Regions from separate parts of the Mus musculus genome. Here regions 1 and 3 are each linked to region 2. Evidence: chromatin loops called from intact Hi-C (ENCODE). Cell type or tissue: left cerebral cortex. All regions are shown on one strand.

Region 1 (8,000 bases), 320 kb after region 2:
CAGATAGCATTTGTTTCTTTTGGACCTGCCATCTTTTAGTTGAGTGACTCAGAAGCACAGCCCTGGGCAGTCACTGTTCCTTCCACAGTCCCCCTCGCCGCCCCTTACACGAGGTAAAACTTCCCATGGCATTGCCTTTTGTCCTCCTAGCTACCTCCAAGCACAAAGCCCTTCCAGGAGGCCCAGAGTGAGCTGAACCAGGCTGCTGCTGATCTGAACCAATCTGCTGGGGAAGTCGTCCATGCCACAAGGGGCCAGAGTGGAGAGCTGGCAGCCGCTTCTGGAAAATTCAGTGATGACTTTGACGAGTTCCTGGATGCCGGCATTGAGATGGCTGGCCAGGCACAGGTGGGTGGGAAGGTGGTTTGTGCTGCTCACTTGAGTCTCCCTGTTCTGGTAGACCACCCAGCTGGGGGCATCTGGGTGGATGGGGAACAGGATCCTGTAAAACAACCTGCAGCGCCTTCCTTGACTGCCTTGGAAATTCTGTGACCTCACAGGCTTGGTATGCCCGGTGATGATGGTGACTTTTTCCCACGATCCACCACCAAAGCCTATATCCTTTACCGGAGTTGGGGGATGGGGGGTTGGGAGCGAGGAGAATTTTTATCAGAACTGAGGTCAGTTAATGCATGAACACGTACACACACATGCATGTGTATTTGTGGTTTAGTGAACTCAACTTGAATGAATTACATCTGGGACCTCCGAATGATTAAAAATGACCTCATTCAGATGGAGAGATGAGCTACTTGTTTATAGCTAGGGAACATGACTGGTCTGGCATCAGATTGCAGGACTGGTTTTTTGGTAGTTTGGTGAGGTTTTTTTGTTTGTTTGTTTTTTGGTTTTTTTTTTGTTGTTGTTACATTTTCTACAAAAGGTAATTTATCAGTTAGCAAGCTGGGTGAGAATTCTGTCCTTCCCCAGTCTGAAACTTCTGGGACGCTGTCAGCTTTGAATATCTACACAGAGCTTGTCCTTTGTGCCAGGCTGGGACGTACAAGATGCTTGACAACTCCAGCATTGTTAAGCAAGATGCTCGAATCACTGTCCGGTCTGTGTACTGGTGCGGCTCAGTTGTTCTCCTCCCAGCCCTGCAACGCTCCCGTAGAACAAGAAAGCAGGACTCCTGGCTGACCCTCTTGGACATGCACTTCTTTCTCTGCCTCATGCATCTCTGAGCATCTGTTTGAGGACGAGTGGACACTAGTCACACGTCTGCAGACTGACTGCCCCGATACAGTCTCTGCCTCCACCTGGGGACTTGCTCCTAGCTCCCTGGCTGCTTCTTGGAAAACTGTGGTCAGTCCCATCTGACTGTTTCCTTTTGACTCTGCAGACAAAAGAAGACCAGATGCAAGTGATAGGGAACCTGAAGAATATCTCGATGGCGTCCAGCAAGCTCCTGCTGGCCGCCAAGTCTCTCTCTGTAGATCCTGGAGCTCCCAACGCAAAAAATCTCCTGGCTGCAGCTGCAAGGTAAGAGCAGGACAAGGTGTGCCTTGTGGATGTGTGAGCCATTCTGGATTCTGTTGTTTTGAATGGTGTGCCCAACATCCTACCAGTTTCTCACTGAGCAAAGACTTGCTGCCTGTCTTGTTCTCAGGCGTAGAGTAAACTGATGGGAATTCTGACATTTTGTAAAATTAACTCATTCCTGTATCTTTGGCCCAGTAAGAATGTCTTCCATCTTTCTAGATGAACTCTTCAGTTCTTTCTTAGGCTGCACTGACCTGTAAACATGATGGCTTAAGCCATCATGATAATTTTTCCTTTTCCATTTTTATGCTTATGTATAATATGGTGTGTGTGTGTGTGTGTGTGTGTGTGTGTGTGTGTGTGTGTACATGCATGTATGTGCATTCAGGTATGTATTCACATTTATGAAGATCTGAAGTTGATGTTGGGAATAGTCCGTGAACCCACTCTGTTGATCTTCCATCTTATTTATTGAGGCAGGGTCTCTTAGTCAAATCCAGAGTTGGCCAATAAGACTAGCCAGCTTGCTCTGAGCAGCCCCCCTCCCCCCCCCCCCGCCCTGCCCTGCCCCGCCCCCATCTCCTTCTGCCAAGGCTGTAATTACAGTTGGGCCACCACATTCACTTGGTACTTTACTTAGGTTCTAAGAATCTGAATACTGGTCCTCGTGCTTGCTCAGCAGGCTTTCGAACTACTGTGCCATTTTTCCAGTCTCTACATGGATTGTTTAAAGCAGATTTATGTTGTTCAGATTGTGCAAGAAGTACATGCTCACTAAAATAGACATTGGGAAATATTTACAAGCAGTGCTCAAGCCGTTTTTGTAGACACTGGGCATGCACTACATGCTGGCATCCATCTTGGACTAGATTTTACATATCTATCCATCACTTGCCGAGGGCACTCTAGGGCCAGTGAGGTGACAGTGGGTGCACACTGGTTTTGAACCGACTTAAAACACGAAGCCAAGTTTGGAGTGATTTCTGCACACTTCCCTCCAGTTGCACTCACTTCAGGAATCTAATATGACTTCTACTCCGTAGCCACCACTGTGACACATGAGCTCAGTAGGTAGGATTGACTGTTGGCTTGCAGGTCACTGGGCTGCAGTGATGGCCCAGGGCCATCTGCACAAGCAGTGTCTCATTCATTTTCCCACACTTCGAGCAAAAGCTGCGTTGTGATTTTGTGGTGTTGTATACATTCTCAGTGTTGTTTTATGTCACTTATGTATAACACTGCTAGGGCAGTGGGACATTAATTGAGAGGTGACTGGAGGAACAGAATAGGACAGACTTCAAAATGTGCACACTGGTGATAAGCTTCAGTTCTGCCTGCATTTTTATTCATTTTGATTTGTTATTTATCTGTTTATTTTGAGACGGGGTCTCTCTGTGTAGCTGTGGATGGCCAGGAACTCCTTTCGTAGACTAGCCTGGCCTAGAACTCCCAGAGGTCTACTGGCCTGTGCCTCCCCACTGTTACAATCAAAGGCATGCACTTGGCTTGCTTTTGATTTTTAATTTTTTTTTTGTTGTTTGCTTGTTTGTTTGTTGTTCCTGCCTTTAAGCTGTCAGAATTCAAAAATCTGAATTCTAATTGAAGGCACTTGAATAGTTTACCTGCTTGGTCAGGTGTTCAGCTGGCTCAACCTGCCCAAGCTTTGCTGCCTATGAAATGGGACCTGAGTGTCAGCTACCTTCAACTGTTCTTAGCCTTCATGGTACTAGTATTGACACTCTGTCTCTCTTCCTTTCTTGACTTTAGTAAAATTTTTAAATCTGTCTGTCTTTTTCGTGGAGGCTTAGACAGTTCTCTTGCATGTCCTTGGTTTGATCATTTTGCTTCTGTATTGCTGTGACAGTGTATCATCCAACAAGAATTTCCCCAAGGGAACAAGAATTTCCTTTGGTTTGCAGCTTGAGGGTGCAGCCTGTCATTGCAGCATAGTCATGGTGGCAGGACTGTGAGGCAGTTGGTCACATTGCCTCTGCTATCAGAGAGCCAATCGATGAATGCTGGTGCCCAGAAGTGCAGCCTATGGAATGGTGTTGCCCACAGCTAGGGTTGGCTTCTCTCCTCTGTTAACCCAATCCAGAAACTTCCTCCCAGGCATGAGTAGTGCTCGATCTCCCAGGTGAATCTAAGATCCTGTCAAGGTGACAGTCAGTATGAACCTTTGGAGCAGTGGGCTCATTTGGTGGCAAACAGTAGCCAGAGCTCTAAGTGACTACAAAATGTATCCTCCCATCAGCCTGCTCCAGCCTGTATTTCCTGTGATTTCTCTGGTAAACAAATGCCCTCCCTTGACAATGGGGATGGGGACAGGGTGAGAGTCTGTTCTATTTAGTCCCCATTTCTTGAAAGGATGCTTTTTTTCTTTTTTTTTCCCTGCCAAGAGGCTTTGGGGAAGACAACTGACGTTTCCAGGTGTCTGAACTTCCAATGTTTTTTATTACCTTCATTTTTTGCATCATTTCCAAATTGTAGTTTCCAGCTTTAATGAGCTGTTCACTCTCTTAAACTGTGGGAAGAAGGGGAGAATATAAATTGGTTTTTTAAAAGCCAGCTACAGAAGGCCACACAGACTAGAAAAGAATTATGGCTCCAGCTATCCGCAGGCCCCCTGGTGGTGACACTGAGAACAGGAGCCCAGATGAAAACTCCCAGCCTGTGTGACCCAGCTTTTTCAGCCTGACAGTGGGGGGGGGGGGGGGGGGGGGGGGGGTTAACGCCACGCCCAGTAGGCACTCAGAACATCTCACATGGAAGTGCTGGTGTGGAATGTGCTAGTGCTGTCAACCTTACTGTACCCCTTGTTGTTGGGGGCTCTGCGACCCTTCGTGCTCTGGGCACAAATGAGGTTATCTCTTCCTCACCTCTGGAATCCACTTCAGCATCTTGGGGTTGATGATAAGCTTTGGTTGATGGCACCTGTGGGAAGAAGTTGGGTACTGCCTGTGCCCATCTCAGTCATCTCCTGTGTGGCTAGCCAGGCTCTGGCCTTGTCTTCAAAGTGGGTGGAGCGGGAGGGCCTTTGTGAACCATTCATCTGACTCCGCCCCACCCAGGTTGGTTTGTTAGTCTGAAGCACCTTGAACTTGGGGCTGGAATGGAAATTCTGGACTGCAGCTGCAGGAAGGGCTTGTTCCCTCTGAGCACTGTCCCTTCTGATTGGTGTCACTGTGCATCACCCTGACCATGAAGGAAAACATGGTACTTTCTAATGACTCCCTAATAAAGCCCTTTTTAACAAGCCATAAGCATCCATCCTACAACTGCTATTTTGGGATTCTCTCTTGAGTTTGAGAGTGTTTCTCTTCTTCTCATCCTTCCTAGCTGAGCTTAAATGGAAAGCCATATTTGATCACATACTTCAGCTAATTGCCTTTGTATGTTGGCAACGTTGTTTTCCATCTAATTTGATATTCTGTGGCAAGCTGAGAAACCTGTTGAATACAATAAGACTCCTTTTTCTCAGATGGTGTCACTAACCACATGGGTCTTATTTTGGCCTTGCTTGCTCTTAGCTGTTCTTCAGCTGTGGCAGGTAGGAAGTGAGAATAGACTTTTGAGCCATGCCAGACGTCTGGACCTATCATAGCACTGCAGAAGAGGGCTTTGGGTCAGCTTTAGAGTCAAATAGGCAGGCATGGATTTAAGTCTTCTTCCTATACCTTATTTATAGCTTTCTCATTAGGGAGTCATCACCTCTTTCTGAATTTCCATTTATGAAACTTGGGTGATTTATTGCTTTTACTGACACATACTATTTTTATATATTTATTGATACAGTATAATAATTCAGTATATATGTATAATGTACAATTATGATATCTGTGATTAGCATTTCTAATGGCTCAGCATTTATCATTTCTATGCAATTCCAAGACTTACTTTTTAATTTTTTAAAACTTTGTGGTGTGTGTGTATGTGTATGTGTGTGTGTGTGTGTGTGCGTATGCTTGTGTATTTACATCTGAGTGTGGGTGCCAGTAGAGTTACATGTAGTTGTGAGCTACCTGACATGGATACTAGAAACCAAGCTCCCGTCTTTTGAATGAGTAGCATCCTCTCTAAATCACTGAGCCATCTCCCCAGCCCCCTAAGACTTGCTATAGAACTGTAGCACTGTGGACAGTGTGATATTAGAGACAGAATAGACCACTGGTCAGGGGAACAGAAGAGAATACAGAAGCAGATTCCACAGACGTAGCCAGCAGTGTAATTACAAAGCAATTCAGTGGGGAAAAGATGGCGTCTCAACAGACTCTGTTAAAACAGACTTCTGTTTATCCCTAAACTCAAAGCAAAACTTCAGTTTCTCTTTCCCACCTGGTAGAAACTAACTCAGAATGGAATTTGAGTTTCTAAATTATTCCATAATCCAGGACATGGCAAGCCAGAGACTACTCAGGAGAGTGGAATCTTTGCAGGAAAAAAAAAATGGGTTTACTTTATAGGTTCTGAAAATAGAAATACACATAAAACAATACCATGGGCTCTGATGTAATCCTCTTGGTATTAGTAAAAAAATAAAATATAGGTATTTCAAAGAATAGAACTTGGGAAAGCTAATCAGGCCTAATAGCTTTTTCATCCTTTACTGGTAAGTAGATATTTTAAGTCCCAGGCACATTTTACTATCTGAAGTATTTGAAAATAATCAAAATATATCAAGGCTGACTGGATAATCTTATTCCTTGAAGACTGCTAGAGTAGGGTCCTGAAATTAGTGTCAGTGTAGACCACTGCTGTTTGCAGCTTCATTGTCTCTCATGAATATATCAGAAGACAGTCTGAATTTCTTAAGGGAACTGTTAAGAGTCTTTGAGAAATCAGACAGTAGCATGGTAGGGAATCTACCTTTCCTCGCTCTGGCTGTGTTTTATTCAGGTTGTAGAGAGAGAGCTTGTTGGGGGGCCTTGGGATCAGAGCGTAAACAGTCATTTGATCTCTGCTAGAGGTGTTTAACAGTTGTTGACAGAAATGGCTAAGATCAAAATCTCAGGTGACAGCAGATGCTGGCGTGGATGTGGAGAAAAAGGAACACTCCTCCATTGTTGGTGGGATTGCAAGCTGGTACAACCACTCTGGAAATCAGTCTGGTGGACCCTCAGAAAATTGGACATAGTACTACCAAAGGATCCTGCAATACCTCTCCTGGGCATATACCCAGAAGATGGTCCAACTTGTAATAAGGAAATATGCTCCATAGCAGCCTTATTTATAATAGCCAGAAGCTGGAAAGAACCCAGATGTCCCTCAACAGAGGAATGGATAGAGAAAATGTGGTACATTTACACAATAGAGTACTACACAGCTATTAAAAAGAATGAATTTATGAAATTCTTAGACAAATGGATGGATCTGGAGGATATCATCCTAAGTGAGGTAACCCAATCACAAAAGAACACACATGATATGCATTCACTAATAGGGTATATTAGCCCAGAAGTTCAGAATACCCAAGATACAATTTGCAAAACACATGAAACTCAAGAAGGAAGAAAGACAAAAGTGTGGATACTTGGATCCTTCTTAGAAGGGGGAACAAAATACCCATGGAAGGAGTTACAAAGTTCAGAGCAGAGACTGAAGGAATGACCATCATGAGACTGCCCCACCTAGGGATGCATCCCATAAACAACCACCAAACCCAGACACTATTGTGGATGCCAACAAGAGATAGCTGGCAGGAGACTGATATAGCTGTCTCCTGAGAGGCTCTGCCAGTGCCTGACAAATACAGAAGTGGATGCTCACAGCCATTTATTAGACAAAGCACAGGGTCCACAATGAATGAGCTAAAGAAAGGTCCCAAGGAGCTGAAGGGGTTTGCAGCCCCATAAGAGGAACAACAATATGAACTAACAAGTACCCCCAGAGTTATCTGGGACTAAACCACCAATCAAAGAAAACACATGGTGGGACTCATGGCTCCAGCTGCATATGTATCAGAGGATGGCCTAGTCGGTCATCAATGGGAGGATAGACCCTTGGTCCTGTGAAGGCTCTGTGCCCCAGTATAGGGGACTGCCAGGGCCAGGAAGCGGGAGTGGGTGGGTTGGGGAGCTGGGGGGGAGAGGGGGAGGGGACTTTCAGAGGGGAAACTAGGAAAGGGATAACATTTGAAATGTAAACAAAGAAAAAGTCTATTAAAAACTGAATTTGCATGTAGTACATAAATAAAAAGCTTAATTTCAGATTTAAAAAAAACGAAGAAGAAATGGCTGACTTTCATACCTGAGTAACACCCAAGCCCACGCCCCTCTCTGTTCCTCCTAGAGCTGTGACAGAGAGCATCAATCAGCTCATCATGCTGTGTACTCAGCAGGCCCCTGGGCAGAAGGAGTGTGACAACGCCCTGCGTGAGCTCGAGGTGAGTGTCCTGGAAGGCTATGGGGATGGGAACTCTGCTCGGGCCGCCACATGGGCCACCTCTTCCCTGAATGGTGGGTGACATGTCTCTCTTCTATCTATGCTTGCCTCTCTCCTAGGTTGAAGGAGCTAGAGAA
Region 2 (8,000 bases):
TTTTAGTTCCACTGGTGAAATTGTTGATTAATATATGAATACATGACAATATTTGGCTAGCTAGCTTTACTAAAGAAACAGTGGGTGGCTTTAAAGTAGTAGAGTTGTTATAGAAACATTATAGTGGCCTGTGTCACAGTGTCCAGAAAATTTAGTTTGAAACCAAACTACGGGAAGAATTCTAGGAGAAATGCTACTTCTTTCAAGGGAAGAGGGTTTACCTGATGGCAGAGGGCTGTGGAATAGCACCCATCAGATTAGTGCCATATAAACATTCTCACACCTATACCTCAGCTAGGAGTCAGCTGCTATGATGTTTTTGTTTTAATCTTTTAGGTCTCTGTGTGGGTGCCTGTGCGCTCTCGTGAATCTGAAAGTGAATTTGGAGCAGAGAAGGCAGCTACCAGCTACTTGATACAGGTCCTGTGAACTGAACTACGGTCTTCTTTAAGAACAATGAATGGAAATGAGGACATGACCACTCCCAGGTATGGCAGAGGGGAGCAGTCAGAGGCATCTGGAAGGGTCCAGACTGAACATGGCCAGCAGAGCAGACTGGACCATGAGAGGAAAGAGTGAGAGAAGAGAAGGGGAGGGGGCAAGCAGACTAAGAGAGGAGCCATGGATCAAGAGGATAAGAGAGCATGTGGGAACCAAGAGAGCCCCAAATGACTGACTTCTATAGCAAAGAGAAGCTGGGGAAGGAAAGCCCGACCCCTGGGCTGGAGAGTTTGAGGTGAGGGTGGGGTTAGAAGTGCTGGGAGAAGCCACAGGTACTTAGTGAGACTTGTCCCAGTTTTCTTTGAGACCCAACAAAGCACTATGCATTTGTAACTGCTGACTTATCTCCTTAGACCTCACCTGCTCTTTTAAAAAGAGAAAAGTTACTGATTTTAGCTGGGTGTAGTAGAGCTTGCCTGTAATAACAGGACTTGGGAAGTTGAATCAGGAAGAGTAGGATTTCAATACTACTTTGTTCTACATAGTGAGTTCCAGGCCAGCTAAGGCTAGATAGTAAGACCCATTCTAAAAAAAAAAAAAAAAAGTAATAGAGAGCTAGAGAGCCTAGCTTTATGGAAGAAGAATTTATTGAGTACCCATTGTATACCAAACTGCTTTTAGGCAGGGATGCAGACAGGCTCCTTGCTCTCTGAGCTTGCCGTATCTATTGAATAGCAAGCACCTCACTGCTGGGGTCTGGAAACTGTAGAGATACTTAGAGAAGAATATATATTACAGGATAGAAACCTTGAAATCCAGGTTTGGGGAAAGGCAAACTAACTGGTTTTGAGATAATTGATGGAGCTGTCGGTGCATGTCTTTAATCCCAGCTCTCTGGAGGCAGAGGCAAGTGGACCTCTGAGTTCCAGGACAGCCAGAACTACACAGAGAAAACCTGTCTGGAAGGGGGAAAAAAAGCTTTGATGGAAAGCTACTGGGCCCTGCAAAGTGGGAGATGGGAGAGAGAAACGACTTTAGTTGTGACCAGTTTACCTTCATTCTTTCTTCTTATGCAAACTTGGATCTTGAACTACAAAAAATATGGCTGTTATTTTCAGTAAACTAAGGGACAATTTAGCAAGCATCAATTTAATGAACTTGCCAGGTCTTAACGAAATCAATAAATATTTGCTTTGAAAGTCTGTGAGATAGCTTGCCACCTCTATTCTGCTAACCTAGCCAATGTCTAAACTGGTCTGGGGAACAGGAATGTTTATTCATGGGGCAGGGAAAAATCTGTCCTGCAACTTTTAGGACTGCCTCAGGTGGCCCAGTAATTTGTTTTCTGATTGAAGATTTTGATGTATAAAGTGTATTCTATGCAAAGGAAGTTTAAGTTACAATGTTTTAGTCTTAAGACTTTCTCAACCTTCTTAATGCTGGGGCCCTTTAACACAGTTCCTCATGTTATGGTGACCCCCAATCGTAAAACTATTTTTTGTTGCTGCTTCATAACTGTAATTTTACCACTGTTATAAATTGCAAAGTAAATATCTGATATATAAGTTATCTGATATGTGACCCCTGAGAAAGAGTCATTTGACAGCCACCCCACCTTCCTCAAGGTGTCTGGACTCATTGGTCTAAGACTAAACTGTTTTCACATTACACCAAGCTTATTCGAGGCCCCCATGGACTCCTTCAAGATAGTTTCATGTTACAACGTTGATTCACTCTTGGATGTACAGTGACCACAGTTTCAAGCTGAGAGACACTAATGTTGCTGTTGTTGCATTTGAGGAACTGAAGAGATTTGCTATGTACTTTTGAGAAGACTGGTCTATCCTGGTCACTCTGTATCGGGCTGAGGAAAAATAACCATCGATACTTTTTCTTATTAATTTTTAAAGTTATAAAACTTTAAAATAAAAGTAGAATTAAGCAGAAAGAGAAAACAAACCACAATTTCACAACCAACACCTTGGTTAGTTTATTTTATCTGTCCTCTCAGCATCTCTCTCTACATCATAATTTTAAAGGAAAGGGATTTTGTGATTTGTTCTGTCCCACACTGGTACCTAGGATAACTTTCACTTTGTACCCTGCCATTCCAACATTCCAGAGCTCATGTAAATACAAGGGATACATAAGTGACTTAATTCCAGGACATGATAGATGGAGACATAAGTGAATGAATGTATGAATAAAGCAAGCCACCCAGCCGGTCGGCCGTGGTGGCAAAGGTCTTTAATCCCTGTACTCGGGGAGGCGGAGTATCTTGAGTTTGGGTCCAGCCTGGTCTACATAGTGTGACGCTGTCTCGGGAAAAAAAAATCAGTGCAATAGTCACACCCATTTTGCTACCCATCTTCCTGGAAGAGTCGTTTCTTAAATCCAAGTGACTGGCATCCATCCCGCCACCCTCATGGCTGGATCCACACCTGGTAACCTCCAGGACCCGGCCCGTGGTCCCGGCGCTGAGAAGACTCAGAGGCCTCATGCTAGCCTGGTCCCCCTGCCGCCTCATCCCTCTCCAGATTCTGGGTCAGCCGGGGGTGTCCCTTGTTCCTCTGACACGTGGCCCCCACCACAGCTCCACGCGTGCCCCCATCCCACGGCCGGGGTGCAGACACCCAGGAGCCGGGTGGCGAGCTCCGCCGCGCCGTCCCCCAGTGATGACGCGCTTCCTGCCCTCCCGGCGCTCGCGGGCCGTGCGCTCGCGCTCGCCCTCGGCTCCGGTTCCGCGCCCGGAGCCAGCAGCGGCGGCAGCGGCGGCGGCGGCGGCGCAGCGGGAGCGGAGCTGGCTGCACTCGTGGGCTGGCGCTCCGCAATGAGACAGTAGCTGCATCCCCGCGGTAAGGCGCGGCGCGTGGCGCTGCCCAGCTCTCCAGCCTGCATGCGCGCTGCAGGGATTTCCAGTGCCTTTTCCCTCCCCTCTCCAGAAGGGATATGTGGGTGGTTTTCTTCTCGGGTTTGCATCTCGTAAGTGATGTCAATGTAGAAAAACCCTGTCAAGCTTCTAGATTTCATTGCTTAGGAGGGTATTTTTTTTTTTTTTGCAAGAAAAGAAAAATAAATTGCAACGAATGCACCTGTCTATTGCACATGTAGGTTTCGCCGCACTCAAGCCGGTTGCCGGGTTTGCAAACAGTCTTGCAGCGGGAGCCAGAGAGCTGATCCCTAGCCTTAAGCAGCTGGTCCCCTCCCGGGCTCGGTCCTCGGGTTTCCAGTAACAGGGTCGGTAAAGCGGCCCGGTTTGCACCGAGGGGCCCCTTGGACTCCGGCCGTGACCCCGGCGCCGACTGAGTTGGCGGAGAGCAGAGCGGCTTCATTCCAGCACTGGCTGCCCCGACTTAAAGCGCCACTTTGCAAACAAGTCTCCCGCTCTGGCTCGTGGAGAAAGACACCCCGGGATGCTTCCTAGTCCCCGACTCTGAGACCTGCAGATTGCAGGACTCCCCCTTTCCCTGGCCGTCTCGCTAACAACCAGCTGCTGGCCGCGGACCGTTCAGGGAAAGCGCGGGGCGGAGAGCGAGGGCAGGGTTTGGACCCAGTGCGGCGGCCTCTCGTCTCCTTCCCCGACCCTCAGGAGCTGAGATTTCGCGCCGGCGGGGATCGGGAGGGATCTGGAGACTGGCTTTTCGGGGCCCAAGGAACGACGTTCGAGGGCGCCATATTTTCAGTGGGTTTTTACAGAGGCTAAGGGGGGCGCCCACTTTCCGAAGCCCCCGGGGGAAGCCGGAGCGATTGTCGTTGGGAAAGTTTGCGCGCCCGGGCGAGCTAAGAGGCGGCTGTCCCCACAAGGGCGCGCGGACTGCAGCGCGTCGCCCAGGTCTGGCTAGGCTGGGTCCCGGGTGGGGGGGCGGCGAAGAGCGGTGCAGGGGACCGATGCATGTGGCTCGCGGGTGTCACAGAGCAGGGGAGTCCGTAGCGCTTGGGGCTGCTTGGCGCAGAGCACACGCCCCTCTTTTCCCCAAGCTACTGCCACCAGCGCTCTGCCGGAGCTGCGCGCACAGCCTCTCCCTGGCCTGCGCACGTTGTTGAGCGTTCCCTTCAGTAACACCCCCCCCCAACCCTGCTCCCCAGCACCGGGGCTTGCGGGGTGCTCCACCTGGCGCGGGAGCTCACTCAAGGCTGGAGAGAAAGCAAGTAGGTTCGTAGATTGGCCAAGGGCCTGGCTTATGTGGATCAGCCTGAAGCCTCCTGTCGTCTCCTAGCTTGTGCAGGCGACAGGCTTTTTGCAGGGCTCTCTCTGGCGCGGGGATAGTGGAGGAAAGGGGTGCGTTTCCCGAAGTCGGGGCTTCAGGTGACACGTGGGAGAACTTGTTTTCTTGCTGTTGGTGATGGGGCAGAGATGGAAGGAGAGGAGGCTGAGTTAATGAAAACTAAGTCCGGGTTATTTCCAGAGAACGGGAAGAGGAGTGAGCTGAAGTGTTTGGTGTTGTAGGGGGACACAAAGATAAGAGTAGTAGGATGGTGTTCCAAGGAAGCGCACCCCAGAACACGTAATTACGAGCACCTTGGTACTCATAGTGACAGTTTAGATTCTGAAGCTCCTGGGAGAGGGAATTACATTCTCTATGTTTTAGCTCCCGGATGTTTTTAGAAGTGGACCCGTGGGGGAATCTTTACTTCTGTACATACAAAGTGACCTCTGCTTTTTTTGTGAAGGGGGCAGGGCAGAATGTGTTTGCTGACCTGTGATTGGCTGAGTGCAGGAATGTGTTAGCTTTTCTCCTTGGTGTCTTAATCAAACAGCTTCACAGTAGAGAGGTCCTGTCAGCACTTGGGGTCTTCATCATTGGAAGAGATTTCGGGAAGGACCAAAGACACCTAATGGGGGAGGTGTCTGGGGAGAGGAGAGACTTTTGTGAAGGAGATGTAGCCCCTGACGTCAGCAGTTGCCCATATGCTTCATTAAGTGCCACAGTGTGAAAGTTACCCTTTCAATGGTTGTACCTTCCTTGTTCCTCTCTGTGGGGATCTTGTGCAGAAAGTGAGAAGGAAGGGTGGCTATGGCCATTGGCTGTGAGAAGGCCAGTACACGTGTGCATGCAGGAATGCTTTTCTTCCTTTTAATTTGAACCCTAGAAGAGTGGAAAAGTCCCAGATAACAGTTGACCAAAATTAGAATAGCCAATGTTGGTGAGAATTAGCTGATGAACCCTCCCTCCCCACTCCCTCTTTAAATCACATTGACTTTTCTGGGCTTAGCTCAGAGGTGGCACACTGAATCCCAGAAACGGAGAGTTCTTAGCCACTGTCTACCCCGTACCTTTGTACACCTTTTCATTTATGTAGGAAGTTCTAAGGGATCCTGCGGGTCTCTCTCAGTTTTGGCTTTGTGTTTCAGACTTTGTATCTCCAAGGGAGAAGTAAAAAATTCCAAACTCCATCCCCACGAGTAGTTTATTCAGTACATTGTAGGCTACATGCACGTTTAAAATCCACCTTGCCCAGGTTTGTTTGCCAACATTGTTCCCTAGAGGGCATTTTAAATTTATTTATTTTTATGTGCATGTGCCTGCCACCTGTGTGCAGAGGCCAGAAGAGGGGGTTGGATCCCATGGTAACTGGAGTTGTAGGTGGTTGTGAACCACAACGTGGATGCTGGCAACCAAATCCATATCCTCTGCAAAAGCTGTAAGTGCCTTTACCCAAGGAGCTGGTCTGGATGTGTGCTGCATATATATTTTGCACAGCTTTTAGATGTGATGCAATGAAAGTTAACTTAAAGGAGCTTTTAAAAAGTTTTTAAAAATCATATTATGGATTTCTGAGTTCGAGGCCAGCCTGGTCTACAAAGTGAGTTTCAGGACAGCCAGGGCTATACAGAGAAACCCTGTCTCGAAAAAACAAAAAAACAAAAAAAAAAAATCATATTCATCTGTCTGTCTGCCTGCCTGCCTGCCTGCCTGCCTGCCTGCCTGTCTGTCTATCTATCTATCTATTTGTGTGTATGTACGAGCGCAGGTGGGTCGGGAAAAGCCATAGGCACCTTATTTAGAGGTCAGAGGAGTCAGGTTTTCCACTATGTGGCTCCCTGGGATTGAATTCAGGTCATTAGGCTTTGTGGCCAGTGCCCTTTACCAACCATCTGTGTCATCTCGTCAACTCCAGAGATGCTTTATTTCAGGCCTTCTAATATTTAATCTCAATGGTACTACCTTAATACTTAGTGAATTCTGTGTGCCTCTTTCACCAGATATTATTAACCAGGTTTTACTCTCTCTTGCCTGGTTCTTACTGTCGTAGCTTCATAGCTTGATCAAAGTGCCTGATTTTTTTTCCCCCTTAGTAAAATTTTGTAACTTCAAAAGGGCTAGAAAAGTGCCTTTGTGAGTTGGAAAGTTGCCTATCAGTTTACCAGGCCATGTGACAGGTGGTGTGTGCTTGCTGCATTCCCAGGCTCTTAGGATGGTGTCTGGGACTTGTGATCTGTGACATTCTTGCTCCAGAATTTTTGAGTCCGACTATTTTCTTGGGGATTTGGGTTGGTGTTTGACTAGCAGGAAGTACTAAAACCGGTTAAATCATTCAAAAACAATTTTTATTAGGTACAAAAAAATGTTTAAAGGCAAGAAGAAAAACATAACAAGGAGGCTGGCATTCTAGAATTATAGTTTAACAAACCCAACTGGTGCCTTTTTAATTACAGTATTTACCCCATCTAGAACTTTGTAATCCTATTGCTTTTATATTTAATAACAAGACTAGCTAAAACATAAGCCAAACACAACTATTACAAATAATGGGGATAAGTGGTGGGTTTAACCAGATGTTCTCCCTGAAGTTGAACTCTCCCAAACGCCTCTGCTGCTCCCCTTCCCAATAAACAGGCAGCACTCACAAGGTAAGGCAGTCGAGGGTAAAGCAGAAGTGAAAGGCACTGGGAGCCTCTGACTTCCTGGCACTTGCCATCTCCTGAAGATGGACAAGCTGAATACAAGAGTCACATGGTCCTTAGAACCTTTCTTCACGGGTTGCCCTGAGCTATGAATTAAGACCAGGCTCTTTTGCAGCCCATTTCACAGTGCATTTTCAAAGTCAGCGTCAGCGTCAGCCCTCTACATTTTGTTTCGCTCTTAACCAACAGTTCCAACTGACACTGTTCCAAAGCCTCGAGCAGCTTGCAAGCGTTCGCGTTGTCTTTTGACTCTTCCACGGTAGACTTTAACTAATGGAATCTTCTGTGTCTTCCATTCATTTGTCCTGCAGAAGCTCTTGGGGGCTTATCTTGCTGCTCTGATAAGTAACCCTGCCCTCACCCCACACGTTTCATCCCTAGAGGGCAGTGCTCTTGTTTTTGTGTTTATCTAGTAGATAAGGTGTGTGAGTGTGGAGGGGGGGTGGGGTAGTGGGGGGAGGGGAAGTGTGATTGACCCGGTTTTGGAACCCAGACCTACCAAAGGATGCACAAAGGGAGTACTGGCAACTCCCACAACAGAAGCAGAAGGTGGGCAGGAGAGGTGTGGCTCAAAGGTTAAGAGCACTGGCTGCTCTTGCTGAGGCTCTGCTCCTAGCACCCATGTGGCAGCTCATAACTATCTGTAATTCTG
Region 3 (8,000 bases), 590 kb after region 2:
TTTTCGCTGATGGACCTAGTCTGAGTAAGTCCACAGAGCCTGGCCTTTAAATGGACTCATCCTTTTACTTCAGACGCTAAATTTGAGGGCTACTGTGACACTTTGAGGCTCTTTTTCTCACTAGACAAGCCTTAAGACCTGCCCAGGGAAGGTGATACTTGCTTGGGTCTGCAGTCTGAAGCACTAGATCCAGAAAGTACGCAGGGAGTTATATATAGCTCAGTGCTTTATATGGCATAGCGAGCTGGCTGCCCCCTGCCCGCCCCGCCCCCACCTGTCAGCCCTCTGACAACCACCACAGACGTGCTTCCAGGGGGGTGATAGACACAGTTCCAGTTCTGCTAAGCACCCTCTCCACCCTAGAGCTAGCCACTTCTGTCTAGAAAGTCAAGCTGACGGTCAGTTTCCCAATGCACTGACTTTTCGCACCACTACATTCCACTGGAGAAGCCAATTAAGCCTAGAGGCTCAATTAGAAAAGAATTCCTTGAGAAACTGATAACAATTCCAAGAATGTGTGAGCAGCACAGAAAGCTACACCCAGAGGCTAGACCCCCAAGTTCAACCGCAGTTTGTAATTTTTGGTCGGTTTATCTATTTCTGTTTATCTATTTATTTATTTTGGAGAATGTGTAATGCAGATTACCCAAGGATTTTGAAGTCTGAACAAGCCTTTGTATCATGAAAGGCTAGAGATTTATCTAGTGTTCTTGGTAGTGGTCCACCAGACAACCAACACTGGGATCAGACAAAAAGAAACATTTTAGTTTTCTGGAAAGGGGGTCTTGGGGGAAACACTGGTTTAGCTAAAACTCATGCTAAAACCTACCTGGTAAAAAAACAACAAAAAGCCTTCACAACTCTGAGCCTGTTTTGTATAATGTGGGTCAGATGTCTCCTTTGTATGTGCTCCATGGAGGATGCCCAGTCACCCCCAAAATCTCCTGCAGGACGTTTATTTAGGTTTTTCAAAAGAGCCGCTGATAGATCAAGGAGAGATATTCCATATAAGGAAAGGAATTCAGAGAATTTGCAAATAGCCCCAGTACCAATGGAAGCAGGAGGGGGAAAAAACACTACTATAATTCTTAAGGGGGAGAGATAATAATTGCTGTAACTATGTAGTGGTAATCATGTCTTTAATAAGAAATGGGGGGGGGGAGCACTGGAATGGGGTGGGGCAGAAGTAGAAAAGAGGCTATTTAAAGTCGTCTGTGGGGGTGGAGCCAGGAGGGGAGGGAGGTTCTTAGAGCCAGTTTTGGTTCTTTCTATGATCTGGAAAGCTGTCTCTAAATATGGTGTGAGCGTGTATCTCTCTCTCTTTTGGTTAGTGTATTGATCATCTTCCTCTTTAAAATACTGTAAGTTCTGCTGGAGACTCGGGATGTTGAAGGAAGTTTATGAAGTTTTGTTTTGTTTTTGTTATATTTAGAGAGATCCTGACTCACTTGAAATAGCTAAGACTTGAGGGAGAGACAGGTGTCACCAGAGGAAAGAGGCGGGCTGGAGAGAAGGCAGCCAGCCTCCTTGCCGTGGGGACAGTCTACTATCTAGTGTTAAAAATATAATTTTTGATTATTACTAAAAACATTGTCTCAATTTGCCAACCTACTTTTAGAAACTATAGTCCAGAAGTGTCTCCCCCACCCCCACCCTTAGTTTAAAAGGCTGCCTGTCACTTGGGGGCTAATACTCCCAGAAATCTGTTTTGTATTTTTACTGTTGTTTCCCCCCACCCCCCACCTAAATGAGGCTGAGTTCTGTTAAGACTCGATTATCTTGGCTCTTTCCCCCAAATAACTGTGATGTAGCTGATTGTTTACAGGATGTGAGTCTTCTTCCCTCTAGGTTTTTTCCTTATGTAGTGACTCAGGCTTATCTAAACTCAGGTTTTCCCTTGAGTGAGTCACACCAGGATCTCTTCAGATGCGACCTAGCTACAGTGTTTCTTAAACAACCAAGGGATTCTAACCGGTAGCTAAACAACCCATAGCTCTTCTTTAAGGACATCGGCATGAAAATAATCTCTCCAGAAACTGACATCCTAGGAGGAGTTGAAAAGGAAGACATTAAATTATTAGGGTGACTGCTTACTGCACCGGCAAGTGGCCAGTCTGTTCCCTAGACTGCTCTTGGAGGATTGCAGATGCCCTGTCTGGGCATCCTCAAGGTTGGAGGCAGATGATCTGTGAGCTCTTGGAAGGATCTGTACCCACCAATGCTTGCAGACAGACTGCTTAGAAACCAAGCAAGAGGCTCCACCTACCGGATGTGAGGGACCTAGCTGGAGTTCGCAGGCTTTGCTTCCTCAGCACAGACCAGAGTCGACTAGGAATTCCAGAGGTGTTCCAGCTTTGGAAGACAGGCTAGGCAGGGTTTTTGTTTGTTTGTTTTGGTTTGGTTTTGGTTTTTTTTTTTTTTCTTTTCTTTTTCTACCTTCGTTTTCATTCTCCACTCCCACACATTTAAACAAGGCTAGGATTGATTCTTTGACAAAGGTGCAGGATAAAAATCCCGGAGACTTGACAAGCTTTTAAAAACATTTGCAAGTAGGGATGGCAGAGATGGGTTCTTAACAGAGTGTGTCCATGTGGCTTTCCATCTGGTAACCAGAGGCTCTGTCACAGGTTCCTGTGGTCGTACAGACCGGTTCCTCAGATTCCAGATATCAGGCTGAATTGCCTGAGGTTGCACAGTTCGTTATGGGGTCCAGACAAACTCTTATGGTAGTGCATGTGTGCTTAATTATATAGTTTGAGTCCTTAAATATGTAAGGCATTGTTAAATGTTTTATATCATCTGATAATTGTCAACAGCCCTGTGAAGAGCCCTGTACTATTATACTCGTTTTTTTAAGAGATAAAGCCCTGAGAAGTCATTTGTCCAAAGGCACACAGCCAGCAGAGACTTAAGAGCCAGATTCAAACCTTAAAAAAGCTGTATTTAGAACAGGAGATCTAACCACTACGCTTTGCCAGCTAGTAATTTACACTTGGTGAAATAGTTTGGATTCTGGAGTTCTTTTAGTCAGAATCTTGTGTTCTGTTGTTCTTTACACGGATCTTTAGGATATTCATATTTCAGGCTCCAAGTTACCTGTTCAGACTCTGGTAAATCGGGATTACAGAGTGCTCCGAGCATCCAGGAGTTGTCAATGCCTTTAGCATTAGGAATGATGCTGTTCTTTACAGCGTTTAGGGTACGTTCAAAGTCTAGGTTTCTACCCTTACTCAGCTTCAGGAGAATCGGGATTTCGGAGCGCTCCAAATGGCCAGCAGGAGTCGCAATAGGCTTTAGCATCCAGATCTTCTACTTGGCCCAGGCTCAGCGGAGTGGATGCAAACGCCCTCCTGCGGTGGCCTCGCTCTAGGCAAAGCAGCCTAGAGCCAGCCATCCCCGCGCGCACGCGCAGTGGTTCCATGGGCAGCTAGTTCCCGGGGTCCACCGGGCCCCGCCCGCCTGCCCGCCGCGCCTGTCCCCTGCGCTCGCGCACCCGCCCGCGGCTCTCTCTGTGCGGCCCAGGAGCCGTGACTTCCGGCCTGCTTCTTAGCCGCAGGGGGCGCCGGCGTTACAAAGCCGGCCTGGGCGGGACGAACCGGACCTGGGCTCGGTAGCGGCAGCAGCAGTAGCAGCTGCAGAGCGCGGAGGCAGAGCACAGCCTCAGCCACCGCCTCGCCATGGCGGGTAGCAGCTCGCTGGAGGCGGTGCGGAGAAAGATCCGGAGCCTGCAGGAGCAGGCGGATGCCGCGGAGGAGCGTGCGGGCAGCCTGCAGCGCGAGCTGGACCAGGAGCGGAAGCTGCGGGAAACCGTAAGGGACCCACCCATCACCCCGAGGCCCCCACGCCGCACCTGGCGCACCTAGGCCAGCTGGCACCCGACTACTCAGCCCTGCCGGGATAGCTCCTTGATATAGAGTAAAACCTCCGGGGGGGAGCAAGAGAGCCGATGAGGAGGTTTTGGGGCGACCATGAAATGGGTCCCCGGGATGCGCACTTTGCGCTGCTGCCATTTATTAACTCACACTGGGGTTGGAAGGAGGAGCCCTCCTTTTAAAGACCAGTCCCTGGGGAGAAGCACTGGGACTTCGGGGCCTTGGGATACTGGACTTTTGTCTCTGTTGATCCTGTGTTTCCTAGAAGCTGTTTCTCTATGGAGGTTAAAGACCTTGACAGGACCAGGTTCTGAGGGAAGAGCTAACTCTCATAGCCCTTATAGTCTTAGGTTTTTTTAGCCCTCCCATCTCCCAAGTAGATATCCCTCGCTCTACAATAGATATCCCTTTCTAACGAGTTTTGACAAAAGTTGGCCAGATGTCGACTGCTACTGAGTATACCTTTTGCTGGCTAACACCCCCCCCCCCCCCCCGTTGAACATAGCACCTAGCTCCTTTCTTCAAAAGGCAAATGTATCGAGCAAACAGAAACAGAGTTTCAAAGGAATATTAGATATTTGTTAGTCTTGAGTGTATGTGTTAAAATCAAGGTATTCAAACACCTTGGAAACTTTATGACAAAAAATAATAATATGGTGTCCAGCTGTGCTTAATATGCACAGGACTACGCTGAATTGAGTCATTCCTTCTGGCTAAGTGTTTGGAATGGTTGTATGGTGTCTTACAGAAACTCCCTAACATGTTTTGTATAAAATATAGAGAACCAAGAAAGTCTTCCTAAGAGGAAGACCCAACTAGAGGAAGTTTAAGATAAAAAATGCAGATAAAGATATTTTTAAAACCAATGGGCAAAAAATAACTTTTAATATTCGCTTGAGAGGACTAGTCAGCAAAAGACCCACTATAAAGGCCTCAAGGTGGCTGGTGATAGATTAATTCTGATCCGTGCCTGGCTAACTGCTATGAACCAGTGAACTAAGAACAGGATGCAGAGACTGGGGCCCAGTTTCCCAGGGTTTGAATCCTGGCCCACCTCCTCACTGTCTGGGGACAACTGTTGGAGCTTTGGTTCCGGTCCCTATGAATAAAATGTGATTAGTATGTAAAGAGATCACAGTGGGGCTTAGCACATGGAGATAGTGCTACTTAAACCACCCTGTTTTTATCAATGTCCAGTACCGCCTTGCTTAGCATTCTTTACTGTAATTGCTTGGCAAGAGCTCCTGAAAATAGCCCTACTCACTTCATTACCCGTAAAATTCCCCCCATTTAGTGCTTTAAATCAACAATTATTTTCTCAACTTGAGGAGGGGAAGTGGGCAGGCTGGAAGGACTGGGTTGAGGAGGCACTGGACTCGGAGCCTAGTGACTGGTGGTAAAAGGTACACGTGCTATTTTGTACTTCGTTTTTATAACAGTGTTTCCAGGCTACTTCGCTAAGGTTGGAGCTTTCATTCCTTTCAAAACCTTGTGCCTTCATTTAGAGCAATTTAAATCCTTTTTAAATCCCCGTTTTCCGGGAATCATCTAGCAGGGTGATCGATTGGTCAGGACCCCCATAGCATCTTAGAGCCGAGGTTTAGCACTGGTGAGCCACTTGCAAACTGCTAGTTGTTGCTCCTGACTTTTCAAACGGAAAGCTACAGATGGGCAGAGGCAATTTAGGTTGTTATTAGATGGATCTGAGGCTGTGAGTTAAGCTAGCAGTAACAGTTTCTCTAGGAAGCAAAGATTAAGGTTTAGTGACAAAGCCATGAGCCACTGCAAAAAAAAAAAAAAAAAAAAAAAAAAATTCACTGTAGAGTTGGCCCAGGTTCAAGTACTGAGACTGAGGCAGACTTAATGGGCCCTACTAAACTGGGCCGTACCTTAGAAAGAGCAAGTATCATTTCCTTCCTCCTCCTGGTTTTCCAAGGTGTGGGGGCCCTTCAAAATCTTGGAATGAAATTGCTCTCCTTGATGTAATGCTTGACCCTGAGCCTTGTGACTTAAGGGTTTGCTGGGGTGGTGGGGTGTGTGTTTAATGTAGAGAAAAAGCCAATTCTCTTTCCAACTTTCTGGGCAGAACCTAGCCAATGAGGAGACCTGGAAGTGCTTAATGGATGCCTTTATTAAGCATGGGAAATAACCAATTTTCACCCCGTCCCCCCAGTCCTTTCCTAAGTCCTCAGCGTTGGCAGTTTCTTCTGGAAGCAGGAAACTGAGCATGCTCGGTGTTTTCCTTGGTACTTGCTGAGTGCCTGTGACTGTCAGGATCCTCTGGGTTCCCCCTTTCTCATGCAGTCACAGCAAAGGCACCTCAGTACCTTGCTCTGACTCCTCTTGCTACACAAACATGTCTCACAAATTACAGGCTTTGGCCCAGATAGAAGAGGCTGTGTTTATCTGCTATCCATGGGAGTGCCCTAATGCCTTGGGTGCTTTTTTTTTTTCCCCCTTTCTTGACCATATAAGGGCAGGAGTTTAGCTTGGCCCTAAGTCACTTTGGTCTTACACAGCAAGCAGGGTGAAACCCTCTCTGTGTGGCTACAGTTTACATTGAAATAAAAGGATCTGACCTTTGATCGTTCCGTGCCCTCCTCTGATTCAGTCGGGACTTTGGAAATATATTCCAGAGCACTGGTTTTCAGAGTAAAGGATTTCCTTCTTTCTGCATTGGTTATAACATGTGAATTTCATGTAAATCTTAGGCTCTGTTCAGTTCTGGTTTGGAATAACATTTTGCTGCGTTTGAGTGGGGACAGCCTGACTTCTACATTGTACCTTGTTGGGTAGGAAAATAGTCCGTGCCTGTTTTTTCTGAAGGTAGCCACTTCCTTGTTTGGGAGGCAGGGGGAAGGGTAGGAATGGTGAGCTTATAGGACTTCCTAGGTGGGAGCTGGGACTAAGAGGGTCAGGGAGTATGTACAATACTAAGGATCTCACATGTATGAGCACTGGGTGGCTGTTTTAGCAGGGCTCATAGTCTCGACAACACAACAGTCTCTTTCTGAGTACCATGCTGGGGTCCAATAGCACTTTTGAAATAAAAGAAACTAGCAACTCCACTGGAAAGGATTTGCTGGCAGTGTTGATGTAAGGGGCCACTTTAAGAAGAAAGCTAACTCTGTGTACTAAGGGTGATTTAAGTACCTAGGAATAGTTTGCATCTGGGGTCTTGACCCTCCCCCAAATGCCTTGTTATTTCTGTCTACATCTAAATAACGAATGGGCATAGGACAGTGGACGTGTACTGACAGACAGTAACAGGTACTTAAGACGTCTTGGGTGCTGTGATAGAAAGACAGACCGTAAGGGAATATCTAGAAGAGCCTCCACCCTGGGTGGAGGGACCCAACCCGTAAACAAAAGCTGGTAAAGGTGACGGGCGTAGGTCTGTGGACACAGAACAATAATGAGGGTAGCCCGTGCGTGTAATCTCTGCAGCTAAACTGCTGAGGCAGAAACAACCCGTCTAGACAACAGAGTCTCAAAAGGAGGGCTGGAGAATAAGAAAGAGATGGGACTTTCATTATGAAATCAAACTTGTCTTTTGTCCTGAAAAATCTTCAAAATTTCTATAAGGCCAGCGTAAGAGAGGCCATGGAGCCAGAATACAGGGTTTCCCAGGCGCTGACCTCATCCTTGAAGGTTAGAGATCGGTGTCCTTTCATCAGCTGATGGGTAAACACTAGGACACTCTGCCTTTTAAATCAAGATTGAGACGATTTGCTGATGTTCTTGCACTGCTCTGCTGATGGTAGCCAGATTACTTGGGGGGTTGGGGGGGCGGTGGCAGAGAACCTTCCACTCCAGTGTCTAAGAGAGCAAGACTCCAGGGGTGAGAATCACCGACCTGGAGCTTCCACAGTCTCATATTTAAGAAGCCAAAAGGCTTGGGGTTCAGTCCTGCCTTGCCTTGCATTGATGGTGTGCTTCCCAGCATGCCTTCGCACTAAGTCAGAGGTCCTTCCCTCTGTCTTCGTAGAGAGTTTGCTAGGCAGCTCCTGCAGTTACTGTCAGCTTCATTGGGTGGTGATGGCAGAAGAGAGGAGCTTGCCATTTATATTGTGGTTCCTGCCCCTTTGCACAGACCACCCAAATCGTAGTAATCTCTAGGCACAGGAC

What was found. Peaks named below come from ENCODE experiments on the same cell type or tissue, not always from the same donor. Only the 100,000 strongest peaks of a DNase experiment are listed, where the experiment ranks them.
Region 1: a loop joins it to region 2, with 5 times the contacts of the local background. A loop is called at or near these places in 13 of 42 quality-filtered maps.
Region 3: a loop joins it to region 2, with 3.0 times the contacts of the local background. A loop is called at or near these places in 4 of 42 quality-filtered maps.

The regions. Positions count from the first base shown.
Region 1 is chr9:67,311,665-67,319,664 of GRCm38, reverse strand. It overlaps Tln2 (talin 2), which reads left to right. Exons shown (of 58, transcript NM_001081242.2): 30 at 151-348; 31 at 1,343-1,482; 32 at 7,771-7,864. Among named protein-coding and RNA genes, the nearest start is that of Mir190a, 79 kb to the right of the region's middle. In left cerebral cortex, a CTCF peak has its summit at 4,105 (motif pointing left); a DNase peak (open chromatin) is centred at 4,095.
Region 2 is chr9:67,629,187-67,637,186 of GRCm38, reverse strand. It overlaps a transcript of Tln2 not described here. Among named protein-coding and RNA genes, the nearest start is that of Gm30936, 61 kb to the left of the region's middle. In left cerebral cortex, no CTCF peak of the experiment used is centred here; DNase peaks (open chromatin) are centred at 3,779, 4,012, 4,467, 4,630 and 2 more places; H3K4me3 peaks cover 2,709 bases; H3K27ac peaks cover 2,013 bases.
Region 3 is chr9:67,039,387-67,047,386 of GRCm38, reverse strand. The region is part of intron 2 of Tpm1 (tropomyosin 1, alpha); the gene reads left to right. Among named protein-coding and RNA genes, the nearest start is that of Tpm1, 5.8 kb to the left of the region's middle. RefSeq lists an enhancer at 3,866-6,721. In left cerebral cortex, CTCF peaks have their summits at 2,267 and 3,319 (motif pointing right); DNase peaks (open chromatin) are centred at 2,877, 3,387, 4,957, 6,103 and 2 more places; H3K4me3 peaks cover 4,342 bases; H3K27ac peaks cover 4,156 bases.